3 separate regions of the Mus musculus genome follow, and regions 2 and 3 are each linked to region 1. A link is a contact called in ENCODE Hi-C or POLR2A ChIA-PET data. All regions are on one chromosome and are shown on one strand. The core of a region is the stretch at or near the end of the contact, and the rest is flanking DNA. Distances in the headings are between cores, read along the strand shown.

The links. A loop is a pair of places that touch in the nucleus more often than their neighbours do. ChIA-PET counts read pairs that join two places held with the same protein, here RNA polymerase II (POLR2A).
Region 2: POLR2A ChIA-PET joins it to region 1 with 11 read pairs in embryonic stem cell. The contact joins the promoter of Zcchc17 here to the promoter of Nkain1 in region 1. POLR2A ChIA-PET finds 5 or more read pairs at or near these places in 3 of 5 experiments (Patski and embryonic stem cell).
Region 3: a loop to region 1 is called in a map of T-helper 1 cell, with 2.2 times the contacts of the local background. The contact joins the enhancer-like site here to the promoter of Nkain1 in region 1. A Hi-C loop is called at or near these places in 1 of 37 maps with a recorded cell type or tissue (T-helper 1 cell).

What each region holds. Positions count from the first base shown.
Region 1 is chr4:130,572,731-130,576,045 of GRCm38, forward strand. Nkain1 (Na+/K+ transporting ATPase interacting 1) reads right to left here and starts at 1,306. Exons shown (of 7, transcript NM_025998.4): 1 at 1,099-1,306. The coding sequence starts at 1,152.
Region 2 is chr4:130,358,340-130,361,747 of GRCm38, forward strand. Zcchc17 (zinc finger, CCHC domain containing 17) reads right to left here and starts at 1,653. Exons shown (of 8, transcript NM_153160.5): 1 at 1,537-1,653. Snrnp40 (small nuclear ribonucleoprotein 40 (U5)) reads left to right here and starts at 1,793. Exons shown (of 10, transcript NM_025645.2): 1 at 1,793-2,010. The coding sequence starts at 1,867.
Region 3 is chr4:130,819,074-130,822,765 of GRCm38, forward strand. Sdc3 (syndecan 3) reads left to right here. Exons shown (of 5, transcript NM_011520.3): 3 at 1-131; 4 at 2,295-2,583; 5 at 3,570-3,692. Among named protein-coding and RNA genes, the nearest start is that of Gm42316, 15 kb to the right of the region's middle. Within about 2 kb of position 1,643, at least 1 of the 3 ENCODE cell types and tissues checked has a DNase peak (open chromatin) inside an H3K27ac peak, as active enhancers do.

The DNA.
Region 1 (3,315 bases), core at 56-2,555:
GGACAGAGGCCACCAGCACATCTCACTCAAAGCTTCCCACCACCCTGCGCACCTGTGGGGAGGAGCAGGTGCTGGCCGGAAGGCAGATCCAGACCACGGGACCCATAGGAATGAGGCCCCAGGCTCCTCCACAGACCCGATGCTATCAGCAGTTCCTACACAACAGTGTCTTGAGTAGAAGCATAACACAGTTCCAAGGGAGGCAGGAGACCCCCGTCTCTTCTCTATCACCCTCCCAATACATAGGCAAGGACCTCAGCTACTCTTAGCCTCCGGATTCACTCTGTTGCCCTCCAGTTAAAGACCTCATTTTCCCCCAAACTGGGGCCAGCACAGAGCCCCGAGATGCTCTGATTCTTCCCAAGACACTCAAGTGTCCTCATCCAATGGGACCAGGGAACTCTTTACCTGACCCCACCTCACCCGCTGCTGATAGAACAGATGGCTCATGGGACGCTGGAGGACTCGGTGGTCAGACTAAAGAGAACCACAGAGTGAGTCCGGTGCCTGCCAGGTTAGGCTGGCCCGTGATACATCAATTCCTGATCACCCCCCTCAAGGAGGTAGTTCTCCATCCCTGGCCACCCAGTCAGGAGGGTGCTGGGAGGCAGGAAAGCAGCACAAAGGACGGCCGAGGGTTCTCAAAGAGTCTCAGGTCCCACCACCCAAACAAGAAGCAGAAATGGCCAGAGATCTAAAAACATTCCAGAGACATAATACAGGAGCAGAAAGAGACTTTGTGAGAAACGCTCACAGGGGCGGAGCCCAGAGGGATGAGGTACCCACGGAATCAGCGATCTGGAGGGGAACATTCGGGCAGGGACCTCTCCGAGTACACAGACCAGCCTCGGACACACCCCCAGCCCCAAGGGAGCCACAGTCCTGGGGCGCAGCCCCCCAGCGGGAGCCCACGCACCCATTGCGAACCGACGCGTGCAACCCGGGAGCGTTGGACCGTGCGCGCGAGCGCGGGGCTGAGGCGAGGAGCGCACACAAAGGGACAAGCCGGCCCGCGCGGGGCAGACTCCGCCCGGCCACCCCGCACCCCGGGTGGCGCCCACGCACCGCCGCCGCCCCACCCCGCTCCGCGCGGCTCACCAGCTGCAGGCAGCAGAAGGCGACCAGCGTGCAGCGGCCGCTGCACTTGCCCATGGCTCCTCCTCGCGCCGCGCGGGGCCGCGTCGTCTCGATGGCGCCCCGGGGCGGTGGGGCCGGCGACTAGGGCCGGGTCTCCAGAGCCGCGGCCGGCCGGCCGCACCCCAAGTGCATGGTGCGCCCGGTCCGCGCGGGCTCCGCCGCGCCTCCTTTGTCTGCGGCCGGCCGTCGGCACACCTCCCGCCCGCGGCGCCGGCCAGCGCGCAGCGGCCCCCGCAGGCACCGAGCGCGGCGCGGTGCAGCACTGCCCAGCTGGGGCAGCCGCCCGGGCGCTCGGCAGCCGCCGCTTCCCGGCCCACCACGTGGCTCGGCCGCCACCCCGGAGGGAGGCGAGGGAGGGGCGGAAGAGCGAGGGGGCGGGGGAGGGGAGGGGCGTGGAGCGAAGTGGAAGAGTGCGGGTCCTGCGCGCTGGCAGCTCTGGGTCGCGTCCAGACTGCTGTTCCTTAGCCGTGTCACCTTGGGCAGATCACATTACCTCTCTGGACCACCCCCGCCCAGGGGCCTCAGGGGCAAAGTAGGAAAAAAGTCTCTTGGATGCAGTCCTGTAAACCCAACAGTAGCCCTTAGCTTGGCCAGCTGAGGGAGTTGGAGCCACCCTACCCTGGAGTTCCAACTTTGCCCTTTATTTTCATTTGAGTTTTCAGCCCAGCTCGCCAGCCCTCCTGGTTTCCCGGCCACATTTTCTTCTTTCTGTCTTTCCTTCAGAACCTGGTATATCTTGGGTTTATGAAAGCCAGAGTGCGCTTGAAGCGGTCTTCCGTTCTCTTGACTCTTCATAGCTCAGGGACCGGAATAGTCCGGTCCCCAGTTTGGCTTCTCAGAGATCCTCCTGCTTCAGCCTCCCAAATTCCAGATAAACGCGTTTTAAAACACGCAAGACAAGTGGATAGAAAAGCCCTGGATTTGATCCTAGTACTCTCAACAGTGACAAAACAAAAGGCCCCCCAGGTATTCCCAGAATCAACCATCGCACACTAAACACACACACAAGCACATGCACACACGCACACACCACCAAAAAGCAACTGGGATAACAGTGGGGACTCTTCTCAGCCACTGTTAGGGAATGGCAGCTGTGTCCAGCCAGTTTCCATGATTAGCTAGGCTTCCTGGAGTCTGTCCCAGACTCTATACCCAGAGCATAACTTTACGTGGGGACTGGGACCCAGCTTTTATCAAAGTCTCCAAAGAGTCCTGTTTCCCACAAAGGAAGCGCCAGCCCGGTCCCCACTGGATCCCCTGGAGGCTTCGGGTGAGCCCATGTCAGTTCTCTCTTCCATGCTGACAGTGTGCTCAGAAGCCCTCACCGACCCAAGCACTGGACACATGATGCCTCTCTCCTTACAGTGACTGGGTTCTGCTAGGCTCTGACCAGCTCTGCCAGGCTCTTGAATGTCCCAAATGCCACAGACCCAAGGCCTGGCCACCTCACTCCAAGTCTGAGCTACCCTCTGTCCAAGGTCATTTATTTCAATCCTGCCCTACTAAATCCCAGGCTTCCACGCCCTCTGGCCCCTCTCTGCTTTTAGGTTTGTTCTTTATTTATTTATGTTGTATGTCTGTGTTTAGGTTGACACATGCTAGAGCACCCTGTGGCTCTCAGAGGACCATGAGTAGGAGTTAGCTTCCTCTATGTGGGTCCCAGTGATCAAACTCAGGTCTTCAAACTCAGTAGCAAGTGTCTTCACAAAAAGCCATCTCTGAGTCCCAAGGTTGTTCTGCTCTGAGATCCTTATGTGCAGTGCAGTGGACGCTGTTTCATCTTTAGTGTTTTAGTTGAGGCCTCACTCCTTGACCCTTGGTCACCCAGGGAAATCCCCTCTCTGGCTCATTCCAGCCTTCGATACCTCCATGATAGCTCATTCTAGAACCTTCTTAGCTTCCTGTGAGCAGTATGAGGACTCGGTTTGGTGATTTACCTTGGCTTCCCCAGGCCTTGGATCACAGCAGGACTCTTTGGCTGTGAGCAGACTGGGGTAGCATGCATGTTATACACCCTGTGTCTTAATTTGGGTTACTATTTCTAGAATAAAACACAATGACCAAAAGCAAGTTGAGGAAGAAAATGTTTATTAGTTTATGGTTCTGATCCATAATCCATCACTGAAGGAAGTCAGGACAGGAACTCAAACAGGATGATGCAGAGGCCATGGAGGAGTC
Region 2 (3,408 bases), core at 403-2,902, 210 kb before region 1:
TTGCCTTGGACATGGTGTCTGTTCACAGCAATAAAACCCTAACTAAGACACGCTTACAAAGGACTTGGGGTTAGAGTTTCTAGCACTCAATCGTAGTTCACATGCTAGCACTGGGCATTCCTAAGGGACAAATACATACATGCACCGGGGAGGCAGAAACAGGTGGATCTGAGTTCAAGGCCAGCCTGGTCTATAGAGTGAGTTTCAGGAGCTCCAGCTACATATTGAGACCCTGTCTTAGGGGAAAAAAAAAAAGAAGATGAAACAATGTGTCACGCTAGCAGCCTGGTATGGGTTGAAAATCCCAATGTTGCCCAGGCTAGCTTTGGTTTTGTTGCTTTTGGTTTTGAGACCTCCTGTCTCAGCCTCCAGTGTTGGGACTAAGAGCATCATCCAATCTATTCTGTCCAATTTACTCCCCTGCTATCTCAAGATACTGTTAAACCTGTCTTCAGTCACAGCTCCAGCTTGGTTCTCACTGGCATTGCTGATCAGAACTACTGTTCATGCTCCCGAAATGGTCTATTTACTCCCAGTAAACCTCTTATCTTTCTCCAATCTCATCACACCATTAAGCCTGAGGGATCAAGTCCTCTTTTGCACCACATTCTGGAGGAGAGAGAAAACTATCGCTGGCTTCCTATTAATTTTAAAGTAAAAGCTTCAACTTCCTGCAAATCTTCATGACTTCCAGGTTCATCCCATACCATATTCACTTTAAGCTAGCGCTCTCGCTCTCGCTCTCTCTCTCCCCCCACACCGGCTCTTTGTGTCTCCCTCATCTTTCCGACTGATAGAACCTGCTGTTCTGTGCAGAACGTTCTCCCTTCCTCTCTTCCCCTAATTAGAACCGTCCCATCAGATAGGAACCGCTCAGATGTCTTTTCCTTTAAAAAGCCTTCAAGTTTATATTAGTAACTCACAGCAAGAGGCATCGCTTGTTTAGGTAGTCTTCCGATCAAATGGTTTTTGTTTAACATCAAATTTGTTTAACACGTTTCCCACACTCTGGGGTAGAGGACCATATTTCTTCAGAATGACCCCCAAACGCACTGCACAATAAATATCATTTGGACCACTTTCGAGAAGACCTGGCACGCAAGCATGATTGTTCGATTTCTCAACTAAACTGTGCTTCGGAAGAACCATCTGATACTTTCCTCATCACTGGCTGTCTCGGGGACATAAATTAAAGCCCTTTTAAAAAGACGGCTAAATCAGTGACAACTAAGTCCGCCGCCTCAGCCAAGTCCGGCACTGAAGCCTGGAGGCCAGGACTCGGGCCAGCACAGAGCTAGACGCAGAATTGGCATCCTGCAGAGCAGCTGTCAAGGGATAGCCGTCTGAGGGTTCGAGTCCTGGAGCCAGAGATGCCAAAGCTCCGCTCCAGCCTACCAAGGGACTTCTCTTTCCGGCGACACCTCCTGCCACCCCATGCTGCTAAGGCTGATAGCTGAAAAGGGCAGGCTCAGGCCTATCACCACCTCGCACCTTCCAGATTGGAACAGCCACCCGCCTGATTCCCCACACACTCACTCCGCGTCCGCGCCTAGCAGGACAGCCGCTTCATAGCTAGGAACGCCAAACCTGCTCCGCTCGTTCTCACCCACGATGCACTGCGCGCCCGAGGGGGCGGGGGAGAACGCCAGCTCCGCGACCCAATCCCAGAGTCGCCTTCTCGTGACGTCATCAGAATGGGACCAATCACAAGAGTGTATTCAGAGGGCTTTCCAGAAGGAAATGTTAGAAGCCAATTGGTTGCTCCTCTCCGGAAGTTCTGGAGGAAGAACTCAGTTGGAACCAATTGCGCGGCGCCTCCGGTCGGCGGCGCGGTTAGTGGCGGCGCCGAGGAGAGTGGCTGCCGCCATGATCGAGCAGCAGAAGCGTAAGGGCCCGGAGCTACCCCTGGTTCCCGTCAAGCGGCCGCGACATGAGTTGCTGTTGGGAGCGGCAGGAGCCGGCCCCGGAGCGGGGCCGCAGCAGGCGACTCCAGGGGCATTGCTGCAGGCGGTAAGTGGGGAGTCATCCCGCCTTTGGCCCTCCGCCCCTCTTCCTACGGATGATGTCGCCTCTGAGGGAACGGAAAGACAGTGAGCCTGAAGTTAAAATAGGCTTCTGTGAAGGTGCCTGGTGTTCTCTGTGTGGTTCATACGTGTTTCCCTAGTAGACGCCTGTTTTCAGCCCTTCAGTGGCATTGAATCATTTAAAACCTTGGCCTCAAAATCAAGACCCAAGCTTCCGCATCCTAAATCTTCAGGGGTTTAGCATAAAAGAAACATTCAGGAAAGTTTGCAGAGTGGACGAATGAATGAGAGGGGAGGCAATGGAAATGAATGATAGCTCGCTTTACTACCTGGTAGAACTTTTTTCTTTCTCTGCATTTATAATTGTAATTAACACTCGTTGGATGTTATCTTGGATGTTTTGCGTGTGAAATTTCCATTAACCATGGTACCTGACTGAAAGAAGCTGTTACTTTGCAAATGGGGAAGGCAAACTTTTTTGTATCCAGAAGATCCATGGCTCCAAGCCAGTGTAGGCTATTTATTATGGCAAAGTCCTGTTGAAAGAGAGAAGAGAAGAGATCTGTGTAACTATGATCTTTTTTTTTACCTTCTTGTTAAAACTGTTTTTATGTCATCTGACATCACTGCAGGTAGAGCTTAATTTAGTATTCCTGGTTTTTGTCTTTGAACCAAGGATTGGTTATTAATCCAGTAGCCAGGGGAATCATGGAAATATTAAGTCACATGGTATACTCTGCTGAAAACATTATGTTGGCTTTCTATTGTGCGTTTTTTTAAAAATCAAATTCTCTGTAATAATCCCCTCCTTACCTTGTTCATCTACCAGTTTTCTGGCATGTCACTTGGCTCAAGACACCGACTTATAATGTTCTTTCTTTCCTTGGTGCTTTTGCTGGAATGTTCTTTTAAATGCCCACATGGTCAGCTGTTTGCTCTTTCAAATCTTTGCTCAGACACCAGGTTTTCAGAGGGGCTTTCCTGACCACTGTGTTTCAAGTTGGAGTGTCCTGTAATCTGGAACCCATACTGTTTCTTCCCATGGCACTCAGCACTGGGTGGCTCTGTGTGCCTTTCTCTCACTTTCCACTAGAATGCAAGGTCTACTGTTTTACTGAGTGCTGTTTTAGGCGTGTGTGTGTGAGTGTGTGTGTGTGTGTGAGTGTGAGTGTGTGTGTGTGTGTTTCATATGTGGGGAGGGGGAACTCAGTGGCCAGAAAAGAATGTTGGATCCTCTGACCCTAAAGTTACAGCCCTTGAAAGCTGCCCATTGTGGATGCTGGGAACTGGACTTGGGTCCTTTAGAAGAGCAGTAAGTGCTCTTAACCACTGAGCCATCTCTTTAGCCAACATGTGACACTTTTTGAATAAAAATGTTGGATGA
Region 3 (3,692 bases), core at 393-2,892, 250 kb after region 1:
GGCTGGTCAACACAGCTACCTCGAGGCCACGAGCCCTTCCTCGGCCAGTCACCACCCAGGAGCCTGATGTTGCTGAGAGGAGTACCCTGCCGTTGGGGACCACGGCTCCTGGACCCACGGAGATGGCTCAGGTGAGGACAGTGGGTGAGGGGTTAGCGTGGGCAGAGATGGGTTGGGCAGGGACCAGGAGGTACCAGGGGTGAAGTAGGCAAGGTGGGCCTAGTGTGTGTGCTGAGTGGGAGCCTCTGGATGGGGTTGGGGGAGGTCAGAGAGCCAGGCCAGCTGAGTAAAGGCTGTTATTGAGCCAAGGCACCAATTAGGTGGATTTGTGGGGCGCAATTGGGGAGTGGTGGGTGTGCCTAACTGGGAATTCATGTCCTGAGCAACATTAAAAGATTGTCAGCCAACTAGGTGTGGTAGCACACAATTTTAATCCCAGCACTTTAAAGGCAGAGGCGGGCAGATCTCTATGAGTTTGAGGACAGCCTGATCTACAGCATGAGTTCCAGGATGGCCAGAGCTAGACCCTGTCTCAGGAAAACAAAGAAAAGAAAGAGTAAATAAGTGGCTGTCCGCCTGGATTTAAGCCACCTGCCATCCTTTTTCTCTTTCGTCTTAAGACATTAGTAGGTGGTTGGTGCTTTCTGTGTCTTCATTTCTTTACCTGTGAAGGGAAGACCAGAGAAGGTACACACACTGGTAATCTTATCACTGGGGAAACTGAGGCAGGAGGATTGCTGCAAGTTCAGTTCAGCCTGGGCTATGCAGTAAGACTGTTTCAAAGAGAGAGGCAGAGACAGAGAGACAGGGAGAGAGGCCTGGTGTGGTCTGTACATGGTCTTTCCTGACCATTTAGTTCTTAGAATTCTGGAACAGTCCACAAGCCAGCTGCTCCGTGGTTGTCATCGTCATGGCCTGAGGGTGACTAAGTGGGTGCTGTGGGGAGACACCTGGCTGCAGCCATTGTAGGGCATTCTCCCTGAATACTTCTCCAGCCCCGCCCCTCCCCATTCTGCTGACTGATCACCTCTTTTTTCATGTGAGGCAGAGGAAGCCATGTTTCTAGGTTCCTTGGGTAGTAGTTGAATCAGGATTCAAACACTGGCTGGCTGGGGCCCCTTGAGCTTAGGCTCCTAAGGGTGGGGGCCCCTGAAGCTTGGGGGTTTCTGAAGTTAGGGGGCCCTTGAGCTGGAGCCAGGGTTAAGCTAGGTAGGGCACGGGGATTGAAGGAGAGACCGTGATGAGGGTGGAGGGACTCCAGGGGACTGCAGCCTGGCCTGTGCCTTGCACCATGAATGTGCACAGGAAAGCCAGGGTGGTGGCACATGCTTGAGATTCCAGCACCTTCCAGGTAGAGGCAGGAGGATTAGAAGTTTAAAGTTGTCCTCCCTTATGTAGTCAGTTCTAGGTCAGCCTGGGCTACATGAGACCCTGGCTGGAAAAACTATTTTTCGAGCACCAAACTGAAAGGGGACACAATGACTATCAAGACCCTCAAAGCAGCGGGCCTTCAACCTCGCAGGGACCTTAGAGCCTAGGAGTGGACTTTGGAGTCCTGCAGACCCTCTCTGGCCCCAGCCAGTCCCATAAGGCTTGTGCCCAGGCCCTTCCCTCAGAGAGGGAGCCTTGCGGGAAGGAGGAACAATGGCAGGGTGTGGCCCAGAAGCAGAAACAGAAGCAGGTGTCGAAGGTTTGGGGCCTGGCCTTGCCATACTCAGGCCCACCCTTGCCTCTCTGTCATGAAGCAGCTGTGTACACCACCTCTCAGCAGCTCCCATGGCCTCACTTAAGTCCCTCAGCTCAGCTGCTCTCCCCTCTGCAGTGGGGAGCCATAAGTGTATGGTCACTGGGTTGGTTTGGGGATATCAGCTCACAGACCGGTCTCCAGGTGAAGGGACATACTCGTGTAGTATACATGAGGACAGAGCCAGGCCTAGCAGGCCCCAGACAAACCCCTGCTCCTGGACAGGAATCGACCAAGATTGTTCTAAGGCAGCTGGAGAGGAAGTCATGGGGACAGGATGGGGACAGGATGTCGTCAGGATGAGAATAGCAATACAAGGTCCAGTAATTGGAAGTGCAGACTGGAATCAGAGAGGTCTAGACTTTAGTTCTGCTTCTACCATGTATTAGCTGGGTGTCCTCGAGAAAGTCACATAACCTCTCTGGGCTTGTTTACAGCTCTGTAAATTGGGGATACTAACCCCTTCTTTGCAGAGACTGTGCTGGCCCCACCTGGTGTAGGCTTGTGTGTATGGCGTACCTAACCCCAAGTCATACTACCGTTTTTGCAGACCCCAACTCCAGAGTCCCTTCTGACCACCATCCAGGATGAGCCAGAGGTGCCAGTAAGTGGGGGGCCCAGCGGGGACTTTGAGCTTCAAGAAGAGACCACGCAGCCGGACACGGCCAATGAGGTGGTGGCTGTGGAAGGAGCCGCGGCCAAGCCGTCACCTCCACTGGGGACACTGCCCAAGGGTGCCCGCCCAGGCCCTGGCCTCCACGACAATGCCATCGATTCGGGCAGCTCGGCCGCCCAGCTCCCTCAGAAGAGCATACTGGAGCGGAAGGAGGTGCTCGTAGGTGAGGGCAGGCTCCAGGCCTGGGGCAAGGCAGGGTGTGAGGTGCCTCCCCTGCTCCCCGCTCTTCATTTTGTGTTCTTCTCTCTCTAGAACTTTCTTTATGCCCTCTGACCCCTCCATACTTAGGAGCCTTGCTTTCTTGGGGGTCACCCCAGTTGACCCTGTGGGACCTTTCTTCCTAGGTGCTAATCTCCGACCTGTCTTCTGGCCTGACCTTTAACCCAGCCTTTACCCAAGACCTTGAAGGCTTTACCCTGGTGGGACTTGGGATCCAACTGGCTCTCCTATCGAGGTTCCCATCTCCTCTTGGAGACAGCGGGTGGTGGTCTGGCAGTGTGGGGGAGGGGCCTTCCCTTCCTAATAGTTTTGAGGAAGTGAGGCACCTGATGTTTGATACTGACAAGGACCAGGTCACCTGCCTCTATCCTAGGGATGCAAAGTCATTGCTGAGCCATTGGAAAGGACTTGGGGACTGTAGGTGATACCAGCGCTGTCCTTACTGGTATTCTGTCTCTGACTCCAGGCCCAGGAGGATGCCTAGCCTGCTAACACCCAACCTTTTAATTAATTAATTAATTAATTAATATTTATATACATATATATGTGTATGTTTAGTTTTTTATATGCTTCTGTTCATTTCTTTCTTTTTTTAATTAGGTATTTTCTTCATTTACATTTCAAATGCTATCCCAAACGTCCCCCCAGATCCTCCCCCTGCCACTCCCCTATCCACCCACTCCCACTTCTTGGCCCTGGCATTCCCCTGTACTGAGGCATATAAAGTTTGCAAGACCAATGGGCCTCTCTTTCCAATGATGGCAGACTAGGCCATCTTCTGCTACATATGCAGCTAGAGACACGAGCTCCAGGGGTACTGGTTAGTTCACATTGTTGTTCCACCTATAGGGTTGCAGACCCCTTTAGCTCCTTGGCACCCCAACCTTTTAAGCTGCCTCTGGGTCTTGACCTCTGTCTCTTTCTCCACAGCCGTGATCGTGGGTGGGGTGGTGGGCGCCCTCTTCGCTGCCTTCCTGGTCACGCTGCTCATCTACCGCATGAAGAAGAAGGACGAAGGCAGCTACACCTTGGAAGAACCCAAGCAGGCAAGCG